Linked DNA regions of Homo sapiens: all the other regions are linked to region 3. Evidence: chromatin loops called from intact Hi-C (ENCODE). Cell type or tissue: endothelial cell of umbilical vein. All regions are shown on one strand.

What was found. Hi-C counts contacts between places; a loop is a spot of excess contacts. Peaks named below come from ENCODE experiments on the same cell type or tissue, not always from the same donor. Only the 100,000 strongest peaks of a DNase experiment are listed, where the experiment ranks them.
Region 1: a loop joins it to region 3, with 7 times the contacts of the local background. A loop is called at or near these places in 4 of 110 quality-filtered maps.
Region 2: it touches region 3 in a loop (6-fold over the local background); 4 of 110 quality-filtered maps call a loop at or near these places.

Annotation. Positions count from the first base shown.
Region 1 is chr14:85,532,881-85,540,880 of GRCh38, forward strand. The region is part of intron 1 of FLRT2 (fibronectin leucine rich transmembrane protein 2); the gene reads left to right. Among named protein-coding and RNA genes, the nearest start is that of FLRT2-AS1, 5.2 kb to the left of the region's middle. In endothelial cell of umbilical vein, a CTCF peak has its summit at 3,739; DNase peaks (open chromatin) are centred at 291, 2,741, 3,531, 3,841 and 1 weaker place; H3K4me3 peaks cover 5,024 bases; H3K27ac peaks cover 3,617 bases.
Region 2 is chr14:84,319,860-84,327,859 of GRCh38, forward strand. No RefSeq gene overlaps it. Among named protein-coding and RNA genes, the nearest start is that of LINC02305, 410 kb to the left of the region's middle. In endothelial cell of umbilical vein, no CTCF peak of the experiment used is centred here; a DNase peak (open chromatin) is centred at 4,322; H3K27ac peaks cover 1,240 bases.
Region 3 is chr14:84,250,159-84,258,158 of GRCh38, forward strand. The region is part of intron 1 of LOC105370603 (a long non-coding RNA gene); the gene reads right to left. Among named protein-coding and RNA genes, the nearest start is that of LINC02305, 340 kb to the left of the region's middle. In endothelial cell of umbilical vein, no CTCF peak of the experiment used is centred here; DNase peaks (open chromatin) are centred at 933, 1,773, 2,773, 4,403 and 2 weaker places; H3K27ac peaks cover 4,936 bases.

The DNA.
Region 1 (8,000 bases), 1.3 Mb after region 3:
CACCATTAAGCAGGTATGGGGAATTCTCCTTTCAGGGTTCAGATGGTGACATTATCCCTAAGGACTGGTGGTAGGAACGGCATGTGCCGGGTAGATAGAGAGAAGGTCAGGGTGGCATCTGCCGGGTTAGCCAGGCGCTCTTCAACTCTTTTCAGAGAGGACAGGGTTAAAAGCCAAGTCTGACTTTGCCTCTTGGAAATCACTGGGTAGCAGCCGCGCCTCCCAAGCATTCTTTAAACCAGAAAAGTAGGAGGGACTCCGGGAGAGAGGGAGGGAATGAGGGAGGGAGAGAAAGAGGGCTCCAGGAGCGGAGCGCGCCAGAGCGCGAGGGACGGAGGGAGAGGAGGAGCGCGGGAGCTGCGGAGGCGATCCCGCGAATTCATTACTGTAAACATATCCGGGGGTGTCAGGAGGGGTAGGGGTGGGGGCCGCGGCGCCTACATTAGCCCGGCCGCGTCGGATTGAGGCAGTAGTGTGGTCTGAGCAGCCTCCAGACCCACGCCGGGCGGGCGCAGCACTTGGAGCGAGCCCTGCGCCCGCCCCCGCGCAGCGCCGCACGCCCGGCTCCGAGCTGTCCGCACACACGCGTCGGAGGAGAGCCCGCCTAGCTCTCCCGCCGAGTCCCGGGATCCTCCAAATCCGAGGAGCTCCGGCGCCGCGGGGCAGCTTTCTGCCGCCTTCCCCGCTCGCTGTACTTCTTTTGGGGTTCGTTGGCTTGGCGAAGCGGAGAGGGGGAGGCGGAGGAGGAGAGAAGGCGGGGGTCGCGGCGGCCGAAGCCAAGAGAAAGTGGCATGCCCGAACCCTGGAGGCGGTGGTGGCGGAGGACGGGGGAAGACGATGCCGCAGCTCCGTAGGGGACGTAGGCGAGAGCAAGCGAGGCGAGCTGGGCGCCCCGGCCCCGGCCCGCTGCGGGGAGGCGCGCGCCGCTCTGAGGCTCCGGCCTCCGCACCCCCGCGCCCCGACGCTGCGGGCGACAGGGCTTGGCTCCAGCAGCCGCCGCCGTCGCCGCCGCCGCCACCCGGAGGACCCAGCAAAAGTTTGGATCTGGGGGAGGGCGCGGCGCTGAGCGGGATTACCACCAGGGCTGGAAGGAGACCTCGAGAACCTTTGCAGGTAACGCGCGCCCCCAACCCTCTTCTTCCATGCCCCGCCGCTGCGCTCCCGCTTCCTCCCAGAGCCCTTCCTGGCCCTCGCGGGTCTGGCAGAAAGTAAGAGGGAGGCGAAGTTCAAGATCCCGGGGATGAGCACCGAGCGCTGGCAGATCACTAGTCACGTTAGAGGGGCAGCTGTGCTGAGAGGCAAATTCCCCCAGGAGTGGGTGAGAACCCTCAGCCCCAGCTGGTGCCTCATCTTGTAGCTCTTTGGAAATTTGGAACGTGAATCCAGGGGCTTTTAGTATTCTTCAGTCCAGAGAAATGGTTCATGGATTTCACTTACCGCACGCTCCCCCCTTCACACTCTCACCCGTTTAGCATTTTTAAAAAATGATTTGAGCCCACTCCCTACTCTCCTGCTTCGTTTAGCTGGACAGCAAATTTCAGGGGTGAAATATTGCAAGCAAAGAGGAAAAAATATCCTTTCCCCTTTTGACATCCCTGGAATCCTCCTTCCCTCCCTTCACCTTCTGGCATCATAAAATAGGAACTTTAGAAGTTACATTTTCAGGGGTGAGGTGAAACGTGTTAGCTATTGGTGATGTGAATTTGCCACGACTGTCCGTATGTGTGTCTGTGTGTGTGCGTGTGTTTGGGGGAGGGGGTTAGTGGTGTTGCAGAGAGGCGGAATTTTTCTCGGTGGCCTGATGCGCAGTGGTCCTAAGGTAGTGAGTGGCCGCGTGTGCGCATTGAGGCGGCGGCAGCGGAGAGAAGACGGTCACGTTTCCCGAACGGCAGCCTTACTTAGGCTAAGAAAATAGCTGCAGCTCACTCCAAAAGCAAAAAGATTCCAGCCCCAACTCCCCGACGCCCCCTTTCCCCCAACTGAGTTTTTAGTTTCAAAGCAGCTCAGCGTTTGCTGCTATCTTTATTATGATCATTATTTATTCGCCTGGAAACTCATCCTGTCTTCTCCTGTGAATGGGAATCAGTCTTCAAGAGCTTTTGATTAATTTTAGTAAGAGAATCTCTTGTAAAGCTTACAGTTAGCTAACCAAGTGTAAGGCACAAATCCGTGTAAACGCTCGCTCAAGAGTGCAAGGTGCTGATTAGATTTCTTTACATGCTGCATTTGCTATGCAAAGCCTCTTCTAAATGGGAGCTATTGCTCCCCACTCAGCTGGGAGGCTCTTTAATCACACAGGGTTTCAGGGCGCTTTGGAGCATGTCCACTCGCTCACAGACTTATTGCTAAATTTATTATGTCTAATTTCTCACAACCAAAAGCTAATCTGAAGGCTAGCTTCCATATCGGACCGATATTATCTGTAGACTTAACCGGTATGACCTTAATAAATATCCAATGAAAAGCCCCCCCCCAAAAAAAAAAAACAACAACATTTTGAGGTAAATAGAATGCAGATTGGCATTTGTCCAGGGATATATTAGGTTGTTCAGTGTGAATGTAAAATTTTAGGTCCGTATTTGAAGTGTTAGAACTAGATTCTCACTTGTTTTCATTACTGAACAACATGGGCCAGCTACTTATGACGGGCAAGCCACCAGCCACCATATTAGCAGAGAATCAATCTGTAGGTAATACGCATACCATGAAAAGTTACTTCTTTCTCCACAGCGTTATTGCGTCTGAGAATACTACTTCTCTTCCTCCCCTCCTTGAAAGCCCGAAACAGGATAGGGTTAAACCATTTAGGGATTTTTTAATAATCACTGAAGACAGTGCAACACCATACTGTCATGTTGAGTTGCAAATATCTTTGACTGGAGGAGGTTGGAAGATGAAATTTCAAACATTATTCCATGTCTCTGCCAGTAGAGATACAAGAAATTGTAAAAAGAATTGGGCTAGCTGTACTGTAGCAGAACCTATTACAAACCTAGCATGGAAGGAATGCTGTTTTTTTTTTTTTTTTTTTTTTTTTTTTTGTTGTTGTTGTTGTTGTTGTTGTTTTAAAGCCCATGTCTTAACACTTCAGTAGTTTCATTGCAGTTTTAGAAATTCCAGGGGATGCTTTTAGCAGAAGAAAGTAGATTCCCAAATGACACCATGCTGGGCTACCCTGGAGTCCCCAAAGCAGTCCTGGCTTTTCCTGTATGTTAGGTTTCAGATGATGTGATCATATACGAGTTTGACTTTGACCGGCTGGATCTAATTTGAACCTTCTCTGATGCCCGTTACATTTATATTCTGGCCTGCTGGAGAGTTTGATTTAGGATTTAGACAACTTTATATTTTCCCAGTTTGAAGCTGTGGTTTTAAGAAAGGCTCAAGTATGTACAAGTCCAGAAGCTTTATTCTGTAGAGACCCAGTGTGAACATCTGATCTAGTTTGACTCTTGAGCTTTGTACTTTACAAGGAAGAATTCCTGCTTCTGGGATCTGAAGCGTCTGAAGTTAAAAAACAGCAAGGGTGCCGAGCGGCTTTTGGTTTTGCTCTCTGTTTAGAAGATTCAAAAAAGGTCAAGGTGATGTAATATTTGTATTCAGGTCAGACTTTTCTGGATAATCATCTTTTGATATCTTTAATTTCAATTCGAGTTCCTTTTTCACTAGATTACTTTAATAACTTTGTGATTTCTGCTACAGTGATTCAAATTCAGTCCATTAGTGACCTCTATCTGTGAGAAGTGAATACTCATGGTTTTTTTTTTTTTTCCTTCTCATCAAAGTCTGAAGATGACGTCAGGGTGCTGGGGGTGAATCCCAACAGTTCTGTAGTTCTTTCTGGATATTTCAGTTTACCTAATTTGATTTTTCTAATACAGAGTTCAATATGGATAATGACATTTAATTACAGTAATAAAAATGTTATGGACTAATAGAGAGGCAACTAAATGGTTATTCCATATAGCATTGACAGTGTGATCAACATAAATAAAACACCAGAGCTATCCACTGCCAATGAAGGGATTGTACAGTCAGGCTGACTATTGTTTTGGGACTCACAATGCTGCTGAATGTAAGTGAAATTTTATTGCTCCTAAGTGCTTACATAACAAGGGAAACTTGAGACGAGCTCAAAATATGTATGTGGTAACTAGACTTCATGGTAGCTGTGTGTATATGTCTTTAAATTCTGCTGTGCTTCTACTGTGAACTTATGGTACAGATCAAAGAGTGTGAGAAGAGTATTTATAAACAGATGGTCCTTTTAAGGAGACTTTAAAAATCTGATTCCTAATCCAGGTTTGTCTTGTGAGGGTTTTCAGATAGAAATTTCAATTTTAGCCGATTATTTCAAATGCTAATTGAAGACAAAGTTTACTGAATTTCTTAGGTGGGTGGATACCATTATCTGACATTTTCCAGATGGTTTTTGATCTAGTGGTATTTGGGGATATGGAATTTTTAGGAGGTTTTCTTTCTTTTCCCTTGGGCAATTTTTACACAAAAGACTTTTTTAAGACTAGCTATTATTATTATTAAAGTTAAACAACCATTATCTTACTTCAGACAACTTTCTTACTTTTTCTACTCTCCAAATTGCTTTTGTGCAATTATATCTTTCTTCTAAAACTACATGTCGCGAATTGACGTATCAGTATACTTTTACTCCTTTCAGTAATAAAGGACCTCCAATTACGTATCTGTTTATAGTAAAACACACACACACACACACACAACACACACATACATCAAGAACCATTTTAAGACAGAGATTCTTTTCAAGGTTTGAACTATGTTCCTTTTTTAAAGGCTATGACACAAATATTGTAATAAAAATATCCTGTGTTCTGATGAATACAGAGACTTATTTCATTCTCATGGAACAGTAAAACACTGTACTAGTAAAATAATCAGTGGTATTTTGAGTACATGGTCAAAATCTGTTAGAACCTTCATGTTTTGTTTTTTTTTTTTCTTCCTTAGCGAATTTCACATCTACTGGTGTTTTTGGTTTTCTTTGATTCCTTCTACTGTGGCTCTTTGAAGTGATTCAAAATTAAACAGTAGCTACTTTTTCAGGGAAATTCATCATGTTGTGTTCAGGATTCCAGAAGAGTTAATGATGCAGAAAAAGTTCTGTAAAACATCTTTCTAAAAGAAGTCCTTCTCTTGCAAGCCTCCCACTTACTGGCCTCCTGTACCATTTGCAGTGAATTGGAACTCCGTTATTTATTTATTTTTCAAATACCACCTCTAACTTAATTTAATGTAGGATGTGTTCCTGCAAAAGTGTGCAGTGCCATGTGCCTTGAGTCACCCAAACAAAGCAGTGTCATTGTTACATCCGGATCTGTTAATCAGGGAAGGTCAAAGAAAATATTCTTATATAATTTGGAAAGTCAAAAGGACACGTTGATGATTCTCAAACACTGGTCAGTTATTCTGCTGATACTTACTAAGGACATACTTTTTCTGGCAGTTTAATGGTTAAAGACCTCAGCCATTTTTGAAGCATTCACAAAGTAACTCTCTGGAGCTACTAACCATTAGATGCTCATTAGAACTGAGCAGTTTTTCCCCCCACTTTGTTCCCAGGTTACTTTTAAGGGAATGTGCAAGAAACTTGGAAAAAGGTCTTCTGTTCCCTTCAGTTCACATGTCATACTGTTATATTTCAGTTCTCTTTATTAGAGCTTTCAAGACACAGATAAAAGAATCTTCCATCTGAACCCCTTAAGAACCTGAGGGCTTTTGGATTTCAACCCACTGAAAAAATATCAGGTCCCAAAGTTTATAGATGATATTAGGCCTCAGAACAATTGAAACCACCTTCAGCAGGGAGCAAAAGAACAGTGGCTCCTAAAATTGGTTCACAAATATACTGTCCATTGAAGTCAACAGAGGTCATATGGCTGAATGGAAAACATTAGACGCATATCAGTCCTGAAATAGGTTCACATGCTGGTGTCACTCTTAGCCCCAGCTGCCTCTACATGTCACGTTCATCAGAATCTAGCATCTAAACAGCCTCTGTAATGATTTCCTCTCCCACTTTGCTCCCAAAATTGGACTCAAGTACTTAGACAAAGGAAATAATGCAAGGAATTATAATATTCATCATATCTAATAGACAAAGTGGAGGTAAGAGGTTTGTTTGCGTGCATAGGGGCCATAGAGGTTCCAGGAATCTCTTTTTAAGATTGATTTTGAGAGCACATTCGTATCCACCCTCATCACTCCGGGCCCTTACATTTTCCAGTTCTCACATCCAGGATTTCATTTATTTCTCACAACTGCCTCTGAATTTATACAGGAAAGTCCTACCTGCCTCACTTCTGATTGGGTAACTGGAGCCAGAAAGAAGTTAAGGGCTACTAAGGCTGGGCATTTTACATTTTATCATACAGATGTAGAATTCTGCAGATAGAATTGAGAAGTTCCATTCTTTATGAAACCACCCAAAATGATGAGAGTTGTTTGTTTTCGTTGGAACAGTAAAAAAAAATCACAAGCCTAGAAATATTTTGATTTAAAATAATAGCATTTCACTCTTCAGCATTAGATTAGATGACAAGTTTACCTGTTCTGAATGAGTATAATCCTATGATGTACGTATTTGGCACTTTGTGGTGGGGAGTGAGAAATAAATGAGATTGCTTTGGGGGAAGGAAAAGAAAACCTACATTCTCATGTCAGCATGCTTCTTTCTATATTCAGCCTTGTATGAATTACTTAATCTCCTGGAGACTTAATTTCCTCTCTACAGAGTTCAACAGAGTTGTTGAGAGGTCACATAAGATTAATGTGTGTGAAAATACCTTGATAACAATACAGTGTTATATTCCTATAAAGAGGCATTATTCAAATTGATAACATTTATCACTGCATGCCTGTCTTGTGCTATGATAGACTAGGTTTTATATAAATAAAATGGTAACCAAGACAGAGTCCTGCCTTTCAGGAGCTTTCGCTCTTACGGCCTCAAGAGATATCATCTAACCAATACACTGGCTGCTAGCCCCTGCATCATTTCTTCCATTCAGTTAATAATGGATTATCTCCTTTTCTGAGTTTGCGCTATTTTGATGAAAGTATCCATTTTAAGGATAAATGATAATTAGGGTGAGTTGAGTTCAAGGGTCAAACTTTTCTTTTGATTTTGGAAAGAGAATTTTGAGGATTTTTTTTGGAAAAATAAATCATCAATGTTTTCTGAAATGAGGTCGTTTCTCTTTTTGACTGGATTTACAGTTTAACTATCCAGGTTACCTTTTGCAAACACACACCAATAGAAATACAATGATTTTTTAAAATTTTGTTTTGCAAAATAAGGCAGGCTAGTGCAAAAGGGACATTTTGTAGTTTGGCAAACCTCCTCAACCCATTAACAGTGAATAGAAAGACAATTTATTATGAAGCCAACGTGTATTCCAAAGCTTGGCTTTATTTTGATGTTAGTGTCATTAAACCCTGTGGAACAGTTCTTTACAGTGTATTTCTGCATGTTTTGTTCAGTTCTGTTTTTACTATTGTCAAATCTGAGACTCTTAATTTTAAAGGTTCCAAGAGTGAGCATGTTTATTTCTCTTTGCTAAATTGTTTACATTTAGACCTTTGTAAAGGTTAATTCTTAATTGTTTTTCTGTTGCATAGTTGAAGGCTTCAGAAAACAAATGCCTTGGTGAAATCTATATTTATAAAATACGTGGTTGGATCCCGATTCTTGGCCAAAATGAGTATTTCTTTCGGTGATTTGAGGTATGAAGTCTGTATCCAACAACATTCTTTTCAATCTATGATTTGCTATTGTCGGAGTTCTGACACTTGCTTTTTTAATGTTTTTTTTTTAAAGTTGATTAGTACTTTAGCAGTACATTGTAAAGTATGTGGCCACAGAACTGTATTTTAACATGGAAAATTACTTGCATAGTTCGGCAAAATTAATCTGAATACCTTTTGTACTGGCAGTGTTGAATGATATAATATTTGAAGAGAGA
Region 2 (8,000 bases), 70 kb after region 3:
AGCCTGGCGTTGTGGCAGGTGCCTGTAGTCCCAGCTACTCGGGAGGTTGAGGCAGGAGAATGGTGTGAACCTGGGAGGCGGAGATTGCAGTGAGCCGAGATCACGCCACTGCACTCTAGCCTGGGCGATAGAGTGAGACTCCGTCTCAAAAAAAAAAAAACAAAAAACAAAAAACAAAAATGAAATAACACCAATTCTCTCCTCTTTCAAATAATTGAAGATGAGGGAATTCTTTCTAGGAAGCCACCACACACTGATATCAAAACCAGACAAAGATAAATTTTTAAAAAAATAAAACGGCAAGCCAACCTCTCTTATGAACATAGGTGCAAAAATCCTCAAAAAATACTAGCAAAATAAGCCCAATAGTACATCAAAAAAAAAAAAAAAAAAAAAGATAACACACAATGCTCCACTGAAATTTATCTCTGAGATGTAAGAAAGATATGCAAATCAATAAATGTTATACATGACATAAATAGAATACAGCACAAAGATCGTATGATCATCTCAATAGATGCAGAAATGGTATTTGATAAAATTTAACATCTTTTTTTAGTAAAATTTTAATAAACTAGGCACAGAAGGAACATACCTCATCATACCGAATGGGGAAAGCCTTTCCTCTAAGAACTGGAAAAAGACAGTCATCCCTACTTTCACCATTCCTATTTGGCGTAGTACTGGAAGTCCCAGACAGAGCAACCAAGCCCAAAACAAAAAAAAGGCATCCAAATTGGGGGGGGGGCAAAAAACCTCAAATTGTCCCTTTTTTCAGATGATATAATCTTATATCTAGAAAAAAACTAAAGATTCCACCTAAAAACTTTTAGATCTGCTAAATAAAATCAGTAAAGTTGCAGGATACAAAATCAACATGCCAAAATGAGTAGTGTTTGTATATAACAATAATTAACTAGCTGAGAAAGTAATCAAGAAGTCAATCCCATTTATAATAGCTACAAAACAAATACCTAGGAATAAATTTAATAAAGGAGCTAAAACACCTGTATAAAGAAAACTACAAAACACATATGAAAGAAACTTAAGAGGACACAAACAAATGAAGAAACATCCCATGCTCATACATCAGAAGAATTAATATTGTGAAAGTGACCATTATGCCTAAAGTAATCTACAGATTCAATGCCAGCCCTATCAAAATATCATTTTTTTCACAGGGGTAGAGAAAACCATTCTTAAATTTGTATGAAATAGGAAGCCTAAATAGCCAAACAATGCTGAGCAAAAAGAACAAAGCTGATGGCATCATACTACCTGACTTCAAAATAGACTACAAGGTTATAATTACAATAATAGCATGGTACTTGTATAAAACCAAATACATAGATCAATGGAACAGAATAGAGAACTTATAAATAAATTCACATACTTAAAGTCGACTGATTTTCAACAAGGGCATGAAGAATACACACTGGGGAAGGGACACCATCTTCAATAAATGGTGCTGGGAAAGTTGGATATCCACATGCAAAAGAATGAAATTGGTCCCCTATCTCTCATTACGTACATAAATCAATTCAAAATGGATTAAAAAACCTAAACATAAGACCTGAAACTATAAAACTACTATAAGAAAACAGGGAAAATATTTCTGGATATTGGTCTAGGCAAACATTTTGTGGCTAAGATCTCAAAAGCTGAGGCAACAAAAGCAGAAATAGACAAATAGGACTATATTAAACAAAAAAGCTTCTGCACAGCAAAGGAAACAATTGACAAAGTGAAGAGACAATCTGAGTGGGAAAAAAATATTTGCAGCTATTTATCCAACAAAGGACTAGTATCTAGAATAAATAAGAAATTCAAACAACTCAATAGTAAAAAATACAAATAATCCCACTCAAAAGTAGGCAAAAGACGAATAGACATTTCACAAAGGAAGACATACAAATTTTCAACAAATATACTAAATAAAAATGTTCAACATCACTGATCAACAGGGAAATGCAAATCAAAACCACAATAAGATATCATCTCATCAAACATAAAATGGCTTATATCAAAAATACAAAAAATAACCAATGTTGGTGAGGGTGTACAGAAAAGGGAAGTCTTACACACTGTTGGCAGGAATATAAATTAGTGAAGCCACAATGGAAAACAGTATGGAGATTTCTTTAAAAAAATAGAACTACCCTACAATCCAGCAATCTCACTACTGGCTATTTATTCAAAAGAAAAGAAATCAGTTTATCAAAGAGATATCTGCACTCACACATTTATTGCAGCACTATTCCCAATAGCAAAGATGTGGAATGTGGAATCAACCTCAGTATCCATCAAGAGATGAATGGATAAAGAAAATGTGGTATGAATACTCTATGGAATCTATTCAGTTATAAAAAAATGAAATCATATCATTTGCAACAACATGGATGGAACTGGAGTTCATTATGTTAAGTGAAGTAAGCCAGGCACAGAAAGACGAATACTCCATGTTCTCACTCATAAGGGAGTTTAAATAGTTGATCTCATGGAGGTAGAGTAGAAAGATAGATAGGAGAGGCTGGAGAGGGTATATGGGTGGGAGAGGTGGATGAAAATAAGGTGGTCAATGGGCACAAACATACAGTTAGGAGGGATAAGAAAAGATAGGATAAGAGTAGGGTGACTAGTCAACAACAATGTACTGTATATTTCAAAGTAGCCAGAAGAGAGGACTTTAATTTTTTCCAATACATAGAAATGATAAATACTCAAGGGGATGATATCACAAATACCCTGACTTTATCATTGCACATTCTATGCATGGAACAAAATAACACATGAACCCCATAAATATGTAAAATATTATGTATCAATTAAACGATAAAAATATGAGGACTGAAGTGACACACTGAGAACACAAGGTTGTTCTGTGAACCTTGCAGAGTGACCCAGCAACCTGCTTTTGACATTCTTCACCCGCTCAAGGCACTGATTTGAGTTGCCTTAGAAAGGAGACTAAGCTAGTTAGCTGAGAGGTGACCTGGGAAGGCCTGGGTCAGCTTCTAGCTGCAAGGAGCCCTGGCAGTGGACAAGATCTCCAGGAGTTTGTGGAGTAGAGGGAAGCAGGAGAAGTGGGCAGAGGGTGACAGTGAGGGGGGCAAGGCAAACAATGTTTCCAGGAAGGGGATGGTGGTGATGTCACATCTGCAAGAATCCAAGCAAGGAAGAGTGTGGTGTCACCTTAGATTTGAATTTGGGGGCTTCCTAGCAGCATGTAACAGCACTACACTGAGGTGAGAAGATTTCACATAAGGGTGCCTTTTATCCTTAAGGAAATATAGGGAGGATCAGTGGCAAAAAAATAAAGGAAGAAAAAAAAAAAGAAAGGAACGAGAAAGAAAAAAAGAAGTAAAAGTGTATGCCTTCCCGAGAACATGACAAAAGACATTGAGGATGCAAATTGCAAAGGGAAAGGATAGTCCTATGTGCTTTAGCAATTTGGAACTTTTTAAGATTTGCCTTGTGTTATAAGAAAATTATTTTCTATAGACCCTCTCTCAGTTCTGCTACAGACTGATGTTTAAATATTAGCCATTCACAAGAAGTAAATATCAATTGATTAAGGCTTAATACATAGGAACATTTCATTTTCGGGTGGTATTTGGTGCCAATTCTCAACCCCCAACTACCCTCTTACCCATGTGAGGGCGTTTTTTTATAGCTATTCCAATTTTACCCTCATCTGTGCTTTTATTAGTTGCCTGGAAAAGTTGTATATAAAATGGTTCTAAGCTTGGGGGATACACAATCGGAGGAAGTAAACTCATAGTTGTATTCTGATCTAGGATAATGATGTGTCACTGAGCCTCTTACAAATATTACCATGCCAATCTCTCAATGCAGCCCATCCTTAATTTTATGCTCCTAAATTCTACACACTACACCCGGAAGACCTGTGCAGTAAAACTCAAGTTCCCCCTTCACTCTCTTTATGACTCTTTAGCCTTTCTGGAGGGAAATGTCAATCAGCTGCAAGTACTATGCAATACTTTGATAAAACATATAAAGAAAAATCTAGAAAAAAGAAATTCATCTCCCTTGTTTGGCAAACTAGTTTTTTTATCTGTCTTTGACACAATTCAAAATAGAATGAGACCTGAGATAAATATTTCTAAATCTATTCACTGTAACAGAAATACACATTTTTTTCCCCTCAAAAAGTTATTTGAGTTGATGAGTAAGCATACCTATTAGGTAATTTTTTTGACTTCCTGTAGCAACACTTCCTGCTACATAATAATGACACAAATAGGCCAAGCGAAGCTTTTCTAAGCTCTTTGTTCTGGGTATGGGTATGGATGTAAGTGTATCTGAATTTTTGGCTGAGCTTACTCTTAAGTTTTTACAGAGTGAAGTCATTTTGGCTGCTAATTCAAAGCAAGGAAAATCTAGACTATTTTGGTTTGGGCGTGGAAGGCAAAGAGGAAACAACGTCTTTCAAGCATTTACAATACATCTTAGCAGGCAACACATTCGAGAAGATTCATAAGTATTTCTTGGATTTATAGAGTAGAAATCAATCATAAAAACATACGCTGAATGTCCAAGATTTGCCAGCTGGTGTGTTTTACACTATTGGAAACATATGGTAAATATACTTTCTTCAATTAAAGAAATATACTACACTCCTTTTGTAGTATGAACATTGATGGTATTTATAATAACTATAATTGAGCACCCATTGTGACCACAGCACTATTCTAGTTGATCTGTTGGTGCCTCTCAGCCTCCGAGAGGTTTCTTCTACCTGAGCACTGACAGAAACAGGGGAGGGTAAATTTATTTCTCATCAAACACATGAGTGTGAGGAGCTCTGTCACTCCTAGAAATGTTAGCTCCAAAATGAAATGTTTTCAAATTCTTTTATTTCAGCTTCTTTAAACTTTAATTCTGCATTAAAACTATTCCATCAAATGTTAGTTTTTTTTGTTTCGTTTTCGCATACAAAGTTTCTTTTTCTTAGTTATTATTAAACATAATTTTAAAAAAAAATTCAAGCAAAATTGAGGCTCCTGACACCATGCCTGATGCTTTTACATATCCCCAGTGTCTCAATTAAATGTTTCCTCATTAGAGTCTTAATTTTTTCCCACAAATTAGATAATGAAAGCTTATAAGCTTATGTGACTTGCTTAAAATTACAAAACAGGTGAGTGGAAGACTGAGAACTAGAAACATCACCTATTATTTTTCTATGTCATTATAGGGTTACCCGAACACAGAGAAATGGGATGAGGAAAAAATAAAGGGTGATCTGGGATGAATATCCTCGTAAGCTGTAATGAGCTGGAAAAATTTTCAAACTAAAATGGAAGCATAGTGGCTGTGATCTATTCTACTCAGACAAAAAGCCCAGATCTTTCTCACCATGAAAGGAAGATGCTTTTCGTATATAATGTTCTGATGCTTGTGTAAAATTTTTGTATGAGAATTAATACAATCTCTAAATCCTATATGTAAATATTTACATAAATGTTCAGGTAAACTGGAACTTTGTTTTATTTACTGCTGTGCCCCCATCTAAAGCCATGTTGAGTGATTGAATTAATGATTATTTCCTTGGTTAATAATATAACATGAGAATAACAGAGCATTTAAATAAACTTACATCTGGAAAGTAATTTTATATTAAGGTTTCTTTTTAGTATTTTAAATATTTTTGGTTATACATGTTCATCCATCCTTACTATTTAATTTACTTGATCTAATCAGCATGAGTAATCAAAAGAGCTTGATTCATATTTATAATCTTACCAGAAAAAAGTGTAAGATGTGCAAAAAGATCAAGTGCATATTGAGAGTAGAAAAACACATTTTCACAAGGTGTTGATTTCATGTAGATGTTTGCAATAAAAGCAGTTATCCCAAATTAAACTGCTCTCAGTCTTTGCTTCTATCCAGATATCTAGGGCAGTAGTTTGAGATTAAAATGCTGGGATCACTCTATCTCTTCTTTGTTTTCCTCTCATCCCAACACAGTTCCATGACAGGTATTTATTAAATATTGAACCAAGAAAAGAGGACAAGACATTCTTAAGCTTCCAAGGAGTACTAAGTATAACTCTAACTCACATCTAGGAGAATATGGTTTTTTAAATGTTCCTATTTAATTTTATTCCTTTAGCTTTCAGGCTCCATTTCTTCTTCCAAACTTCTTAACCCTTCTTCTCATACTTGGTCTCATCCAAAATAATTTATTAGATTTAGTTTTTTAAAATCTTGAATTTTTATGATGAGTTATCACCCACAGATTTTCAGTGGCTCTCTATGACTTTCACAAAATGTTAAGTTCTGAAGTAGAACATCAAAACTCTCCCTAATTTAGTCCAAAATTATCCATGCAACTGTAGGTCCCAGAGCAGCATCATGGAGAACTCCTGGTTCACTGACCCTAGGAGGAGCCTATTATAGTGGCAAAACTCCATGTTTATTCTCACCTGTGTATTTTTTTTACCCTCCAAACATCCTTCATTCTCCCCAATGAATTATCCAAATATTTCAGATCCTCTTTTAGGCTACATTATTTTCATTATAGTCTTTTCAACCATTCCAAGTTACAGCCTTTCCCAGCATTTCAAACTCTCAAAATTAGTTCTCTGTAATATAATTCTCATACCCGTATATGGGCACTAATAGACTACTCTGTATTGTTTTAACTTTGTGTTGATACATCTCAACACCTGTCCAAATAAACTATAGACCCTTTAAAGGAAGGGACATCTTCTTAGTGCTTTCATTTGTCATAGTATTTATTCTAATGTTATGAAGATAGTAGGTCCTTAAATGTTTGTATAAATTTGATCTTTGAAAAGACAGAATAGTATTCTGAAACATTAACCTAATCACAGAATCAACCACTGTGGCAAGATAATGATGGTAGGGGACTAGGATAGAACCAATAAAGAGATTTGAAAACTTGAATCAAGTGAAGGCAGTGGAAATCCAGAGAAGCAGAAGTTTTTGAGAGATATCCTGCAGAACTATAGTTGAAAAAGCAAATGCCTATCTATTATATTTCCAACTACCTTATCTTAATTCCAGGAGCTTCAGTCCTAGTTGAATTAATTTTGGTGAATTTTCCTCAATAAACCACAATTTTACCTTTCCAATATAGCTGTAATATACCTAATTGACAGTATAATTTTGAGGATCCAGTGTTATAATATATGGAAAATTCTCATTACAGCATTTGACACAGCAGAAGATTGTTACAAATACTTGTTAAAGTGGGATCCTAAATTGAGGTAATAGATACAGGTAATAAAGTCACCCAGTGATGTTTTACGTTTCAAAAAAGTATGCTTCCCATTTTCTTCCTTTGTTTCCATCTTATTACTGATTCTAAATTTTAGCTAAATAAGCACATTTCTTACCTTTCTTATCTTTTAGAGTTTACAAAATCTTAACATTGTACAAACAATTTCCTAAATAATCAATTTAAAATATTTCCACTGAGAACAAACCAAGATATAAGATATAAGGAATCTGTAAAGATAATAGGTAGATCAACAGATAAGAGAGAAAGAGATTCTAAGATGGTGCTACATACAGATATTTTAATGAAAAACAACTATATTTGTTTTATATTTTCAAAAGTAGAACATCCACATATGGATGAGGAGGTGGGATGATTGAGATTTATAAGGTTCTGTGTGTAGTCGATACCTGGACTACAGGAGTTAAGAAGAAATTATTTAGGCAGATAGTGAGGGTACAGTAGCCTTTGGTAAGGCTTTTCTCTTTAATGAAAGCAGCCCTAAATAATTTTCTAACAAAGAGCAGCCTGGAAAGTTGAGCTGCAGACATTGACAAGCAAGCTGGGAGCTTGCACCAATGAATGCAGGGAGGAAATAGGGAAAAGAAATGCTCAAGATGGCAGCTCTGGCTTGGTGCAGTGGCTCATGCCTGTAATCCCAGCACTTTGGGAGGCTGAGGCGGGCTGATGACTTGAGGTTAGGAGTTCAAGACCAGCCTGGCAAACATGGCAA
Region 3 (8,000 bases):
CTGTCTGCCTGCCTGCCTGAATATTTAGGTCATTCTGATGGACAATTTCATCCAAAGACTATTTACATTTAATAGATCATGTAGGAGTTAATCAGGTTTGGAGGCAGAGTTCTTAGGAAGGAATTCTGGTAGTAGGAGAGGCAATAAAACTCTATTAAAAATCCAAGTGTATTTTCTAGGGAATACATATTTAGCAATGATCACTTATTTTTATCTCAGCTGCAAACATCAGGTACATATCAGGTGAGTGCCAGTAGCCAAACTGGATCCAGAGGGAATGGGGCTAAGAACGGGTTTGTTTCACAGTCCATGGCATGAAAGATCAAGGTACCACGTAAACAGATTTTGTGCCTTTTAATTATTATGTTTTCTTATCCAAACATAGCATTGGGAAACATTTTGTGTATTTTCATTTCGTTTAAAAGCCCCAGTGAAGTGTTTCTGACATACTGCTCTGTGAATCTTCTTAGTCATTTGGAGTAAAATAACTATTTTTCTCTGCAAGTAGCATCTTGTAATGTTTCTGAATTTGACATTACATTCATCATCCTTTTTTCCTATCTCTTAAACACACACTTAAATTCATATGGTCTGTTTCAGTTTTTAAAAAGCACAACAAACAAATTTAAAAAAGGAAATGCATTTTTAATTTTATTTCAGAAATGAAGGCTCATGTGATGCATTATAATATATTCATTGTCTATTGTTAGGAGAAATATCTAGTTTATTTACTCTAGGTAGATGGCAAGTAAGTGTTAAATGTGTATTTTTTTATTTTTCAAATAGCAAAGAGACATTTTGCTTTTTTAAAATCATTGTTTTTGTATCCACTTCCTGCAAGCATGAGCTCAGGAAGTGATAAAGTTGACACAGTTGCTGATGGATTTCTTACTGGCTCATGCCAAGTTGTTTCCTGGTGCCAAACACAATGGATCAGGAAATATGGCACGTGACCAGAAAAAATCTTATTGTTTTACATAAGTTTTCTCTTTCAACTTATGGCTCCAGACAAAAATGTCCCAGAATATTTAAAAATTTCTTCTCTGTGATAAATGATCCAACAAATGTTCAGATAATGATCTTCATGCATAGTTTTCTTATTAGCTTAACACTTTAAAGAACCAAATTATAAAATAGTCCAAGAAGTCCATGATAACACTTTTCAGAACAGATTAAACAAAGCATATTTTAGAAGAAGAGATTTGATCAAATAGAAAAGCAAAAAAGGCTCAATATTATTCTCATGAATTTAATTTGATAGAAGTAATATTTATTCAATTCACTTATTAATGTTGTATTAATGATGACAAACCATGCATTTTCAGTGGATCTAATAGATCTCCAGGGTTTTGCTTCTAAGAAATACTTTGTAGAATGCTAAATTAGCCATCTTTTTCATATGACCAGTTGATGCCAAACACTGCGTTTTCTTCCCATCCTTATCCCCACAGATTTAGTCATTTATAAATAGTATTTTCTTCTTCTGCAAAGGTCCTGAACTTCCATGGCTTTTTGCCTGTTGTCTTATAGTTAGTATCAATTTGGCTTACATATTCACACAGTATTTTTTTTCACACATTGGAATTAAGGTTTTTATGGGAACACTAATCAACCAAGTCAGCAGCCAAATGCAGTCTTTAAAATTATTATTCATGTTCCATAAGGGTCTTTTCAAGTACAAAGACCACATCATTATTTCTATGTGAGCTGTTTAAATGAACATTTTAAAAATCAACTCTGTTGGCTTAAATACTAAAACTCCATTCTCAGCTGTCAAGACATAAATTTATCATGAACTGAGTTGGAAAGACTTTGGCCTCTCCTTGAAGAAACATACTACATGGATTATCCTCTCAAACAAACATGTTCACTGAACAACCATCTTGTAAATGTTTAGGGCTACTAACTACTCAACTCCTGGGTACAGGCTGCTTTGAGAAAATAGTGAAAACAAATAACCAGCAAACAAACAAACATGCCAATGGGTTAGTTATAGCTCTGCTGGCAAGGCTGAACAGTAGTTCAGATTCACAAATTTCCAATTATATCCTGATATTATTTTTCAAGAAGTGGAGTGAAAACAGATAAGCAGAGAAACACAACAAGAAAACTACTTTAAAACTGAGAATTTGGCCAGACATACTGGTTCACACCTGTAATCCCAATGAAGCAGGAAGATCACTTGAGACCAGGAATTTGAGACCAGCCTGGACAACATAAAGAGACCCCACGTCTACAAAAAATTGCTGAACATGGCAATGTGCACCTTTAGTCCTCGCTACTTGAGAGACTGAGCTAGGACAATCACTTGAGCCCAGGTGTTTGAAGTTGCAGGCAGCTATAATCACACCACTGCATTCCAGCCTGAGTTACAGACAGAATGAGACCCTGTCTCTAAAAAAAATAATAGTAATACGGAGAGAGAAAGAGAGAATTTAGGGAAAAGATGATATATGATGATGATAAGTGGATAAGTAATTGGGCTAATTTAACAGAAAAATCTTTCTGTTGGTCTGCTCTGAAATCTAGCTTTACTATGAAATAACTTTTACAACAGAGGTATTCAAAAAATCAAAAGAAAGGATTATGAATTAACAATAATAATGAAAAAAGGAAACAAGATAGACAATGGGGACATAAAAAATGACAGGGAGAGATAGGAACAGGAAAAGAGACAAACAGGGGAGGGGGGAACTAATATCCTCTCTTTTTATGTTTTTCTCTTGTTCTTTCAGTGACTCAGATAAGATTCCCCATTTGGCCAAACAATTGTGTTGATCAGCAGCTGATGATGGTGACCTAGAAATGACCGAACTCCTAGGTAGATACAGATTATTGTCCAGAAGAATTATGGGCGATCAATCTAAACAGATACACATCTTTTTTGTTTTTTTTTTGTAACCAAATAGATTCATAATTTTAAAATTCAACAAGCAAAAGGAAAACAAGGACATTTAAAAAGTAAAGCAAATAAGCATAAAACCTCATTTTAGCTGGTATTCTTTGAGAAGACAAGAGATTATGCTGATAAGGCCAAGAAAGAACTAAAAGGGAAAAGCTAACCTTGTGAAGTGGAATCTCAACTATGACAATAGGCTTGCAGTTTGTTTCAACAAAATAATATGAAAATGTAACTCTGGTGCAGAATTATTTTGGATCCCCTCCTCCAAATAGACACCAGATTATATTGTTTGCCTTATTTTAAACCTGGAAGCTTGTCATAGGGCACAATTTTTTTCCAATGAAATACACTAGATAACTTATTGTCATAAATTGATCCTTTCAATTATTTTATTTTAGCAACTCCGTTGGCTCCAATGCTTGAAAATCTATGGAATGACTCTCATCACTTATAGATGGCAGAGGGATGAGTCACAATGTTTAAAGCCAAGCTAGATTTACACAGAGAAAAAAAATAGACCCTCTCATGAATCTTAGGAATCGTTTTACTGTCTTATACTCAAATAATAATTTTTTAACCATGGGTCTAAAATGGTTAAAAAATAAATCAAATTCTAAAAGAATCCCAAAAGCATAAAGTCTTTTTTTTTTTTAATCAAAAGCATCTCTGGATCTCTACAATGTAGATAGTTTTATATAGGACTTAGAATTTCCACATTTTCTGAACCTTAATATTTGATTCTTCACATTTTAATGTTTTATATGTTGAGAAAATTTTTTCATTGACTTGTACATTGAATATAATCTATCTTTTATGGAAAAACAGTTAAGTCTGTGTGATTCTTAAAGTAAAAAAATTACAAAATATAATCTATAGATGAAATAGTAAATTATAAAATAAAATATAGGTAAGAATTAAGTGTATTATACTTTATTATTAATATCAAATTCACTTATACTATTAACTCATAAACATGAAGTTAGTAGTAATATTAGAATTACTTTTATATCAAACACAAAAATAAAAAAAGTTTACAGCATGTACCTGGGTAACTCCAGCAAATTTCTTAACATTTTTCATTTAAGCAAAGGAATTCTTCATGTCAGAGTGGAGATTTGGGGAACTTTTTCTCTGCCTCCATCAAAACTTTGAATCATTGAACACGACTTAAATTTTTATCATTCAGATTTAAAAACCATGATTCCTAACTGCTTTGCCTACTGGTAATTTTCACAGAGACAGAGGAGGGTGTAAAAGTCCGGAAAATGTTGAGCAATATTTATCTGGAAGGGAACTTATAAAAGTAGTGAATACAGCAAATACAGCAGAACACCCTGCACAGCTCAGCTCTCACTAAGGAGAAAGTGGCCATGGCCTTAAACAAAGCAGAGATCACTGACAAAGAGCTCCGACTGTAGAGGTTGCATCTGTTTGCCCCATATTTTAACTTTATTTTGGAATGCTGACATTTGGAGTGACTCTGATTGGTCTGGAATTAGCCCTCTTATCGTGTGAAACATCTGTACTGTATTGTTCCAGGGGATTAGCTGCCCCTGGGGATTCTGTGAAGTCAGGACAATGGAGGTCATTAAAGGTGCAAACATTTATTTTCCGGCCTCTGGTTCTGCAGGAGAAAGCCAGTCAGCCGCCGATGGATTTCTTTCTTTTTTTCTCTTTTAATCCAAAGCTCAGCATTCTTGCAAATAACAACGAAATAACAGTGAACCCAACTAGAGTTGTTACACTGGAATTGATGACTTTAGGAATTTAGGATTATTTCCAGGCCAAAGAAGAGGAGAGAGAAAAATCCCAGAGTCCGTGTCAAAAGTTTGGAGTTGAAAGGAAATGAGATCCTGTCTGTCAAGAGTGGTGCTTGAGAGGATTCTGGGTGATACAATGGGACACAGCCTTAGGTGGAATTGCAATTAAATTATTTTCCTTCTGAAGTTTCCCTACTTGAAATCAACATTTTTTTCCCTTTCATCTGGTATCACTAATTTCATCAATAGTCCTCTCTCTAAATCTTCTGAGAGTAGACTCATATCTGCTAACACAGATAAAACCTGAGAGGAAACAATGTGTGCAGAAATGAGATTCCTAGTGTTTTGGGTTGAATTGTGTCTCCCCCAAAATGATATGATGAAGTGGTAACCTCCAGTACCTCCGAATGCAACCTTCTTTTGAAGTAGAGTTGTTGTAGATGCAACTAGTCAAGATGAGGTCATACTGGAGTAAGGGGGGCAGCTAATCCAATATAATTGGGGTGCATAGGAAAATGGAGCCACATAAAGCCAGAAACACACAGGAAAAACACTGTGTAATGATGATGAAACAGATTGGAGTTATACAGCTGCAAGCCAAAGCCTGCAAAGATGGCCAGCAAACCAGCAGAGCCAGGAAGAGGCCAGGAACGATTGCCGTAGAGATTTCAGAGGGGGCATGGCCCTGCAGACACCTTGATTTTTGACTAAAAGCCCGTAGAGATGTGAAACAATAAGATTCTGTTATTTTAACTCCCAGTTTGTGGTCCTTTGTTAAATGGGACCTAGAGTTAAATTCAGGTTACCCTGATTGCAAAAACGACCTGTCTGTACATCCTTTTACCTTATAAGTTGTTGTATTAGGGACAAAGTATGGGTAGAGTAGGTATGATAAGTGGTGGTGGTATTGAAACATAAAATTAATTCCTCAAACAAATATGGCATCTCCCAATTCTCTCTGCATATTAAAGGACATTCTTTAATGATCTATCCACTAGTCTGCTCTGAACAGCTCTCTAAATAATATGAGCCTACCACCTTTGGAAGATTGACTGCTTTCGAGCTCTGCAGGGTGCATTAGTTAAATGCCAATTACATTTACTAGACCAATACTTTTCAAACTGTGGTTAGTGACCATTAATGAGTGATAAAATCCATTTAATGAGTTATCCTCTTCTGCCACCCTGACAAAAGAAGGAAACCAAATAAAGTGAAACACAATAGCAATTTTGAAGTGCACTTTTACACTCTCCAAGTACTACTTTGGAAATATTTATGTCTATGACTATGTGTCCTGGGGGCTGGGGAGTAGGAGATATTATGTCTGTTCTAACTTGTGATATAAAATGCATTTCTTATTATGGGTCACAGAAAAACATATTTGAAAGCCACAGGGTTAGGCCATATTTCATATCTGAATACTACTTTATTACATTAAGAAATCTAGAATAAATGGAAGTAAATGTAATGTTTTATAGAAAGTGTTATTAATGATGCAGTGATTCCTAAGATGTTGATTATTTTTACAAATCATATAAACCTGTAGATTTGTAATGAGAGAAAAAGTTTCCATGACTGTCAAATTGCTGTTTCTCCAATCCCAGGACTTGCCAAAAAGTGTAAAATGTCATGAAATTTTATATTTGCTTTTCAGATGAGTTTCCCTAGTTATTCATGCCTCCTGCTCTAGAAACAATAGGACAATAGGCCTGTTATTGTAAATATTTTCAAACCTTGAATATACAATATCAAAAAACAGAACAAAAACAAAACATCAGCAACAAATAACACTCATAAACAAAATGAGAACTTTCAAAATAAAGCATCTAATAATGAACAAATAAATGGCTGATTGTTTAACTGGATATTCTCCTCTGCCTAATGTGAAAGAATCTATTGTTGGTCCCTCAAAGGTTATCTTGTCAATTCCTTCTAGGGCGAAGTGACAGGTTTAGCAGCCCACAGAAATGAAATGTCTTACCAAACAACACAATCTCAAAGAAAAAGCCAGATCTTATCTTGGGGCCCTAATTCCCAGACTTGTCCTCCTGAGGCTTGAATTTCTTTCTTATACAACATAGCCAAATCAATAACTTTTTTGAAAGAGAGATACAAATTACTAAAATTGATAAAAGAAGAAATAGAAAATCTGAGTAGGGTTATAACAAGTAACACAAATAAATTAGTTATTAAAACTCTTCCTAGAAAGAACAGGTCCATTCCACATGGCTTCACTGGAGAGGGTCCTAACAAATGTTTAAAGAAGAAATATCAGTCCTTACAAAGTATTTCAGAAAACAGAGAAGGAAATACTTTACAACTCACTTTTGAAGATCGGTATTAGTCTGATACCGAAGTCAGATCAAGACATCACGAGAAAACTACAGACCAATAACACAGAAGCAAAAATCTATGTTATTTCAAAAATATAGACAAAATATGTGGCCATTAACAATATTAGCAAATAGAATCTTTCAACATATAAAACTATGATATATCAGAACTAAATAGAATTTGTAATGGGAATGAAAGATTGGTTTAAAATTTTAAAAGCACTTAATGTAACACACTATTTTAACAAAATAAAGAACAAAATAATCACACATTTATTTCAACAAATATATTTAGAAATACTTGAGAAACTCAAGATCCATTTCTGATAAATGGTCTCAACTACTAGAAAGTGAAGGCAACTTCCTCACCTTAATAACAGTATCTAGAAAATCTACAGTAAACATCACCTTTGGTGGTTTAAGACTGAGTGTAAGGTTAGGAACAAGGCAAAAATAACTGCTCCTGACACGTCCATTTAAAATTGCACTAAAGATTCTAGCCAGTGAAATATGACAAAAAAAAAAAAAAAAGAAAAGAAAAGAAATAAAAGTTATACAGTTTGGAAGGAGATATGAAAACCGATTTTATTTTCGGGTGATGTGGTCCCGAATGCCAAAATCCTAAAGAATTCACAAAATTCCTGCTAGAACTAATCATTGAGTTAAAAAAAATGACAATATACAAACTCAGTACACAAAAATAAACACTATATTCATACTATAGCAATAAACAATCATTAAATAAAATTTTAAATTATAATAGCATCAAAAAATACTTAAGAATAAAATTAACCAAAAAGCGTAAGACCTGTGCACTAATATAAAACATTGCTAAAGATTTAAATAAATGGAGACATCCCATTTTTTATATACGTAAACACTAAATTATGAAGACGGCTCTTTTCAAATTTTTCTATATATTGAATGAACCCCTATTAAAATCCAGCCAATTTTAAAATAGAAATTTATAAGCTGATTCCAAAATGGTCATGAAAATGAGAAGGG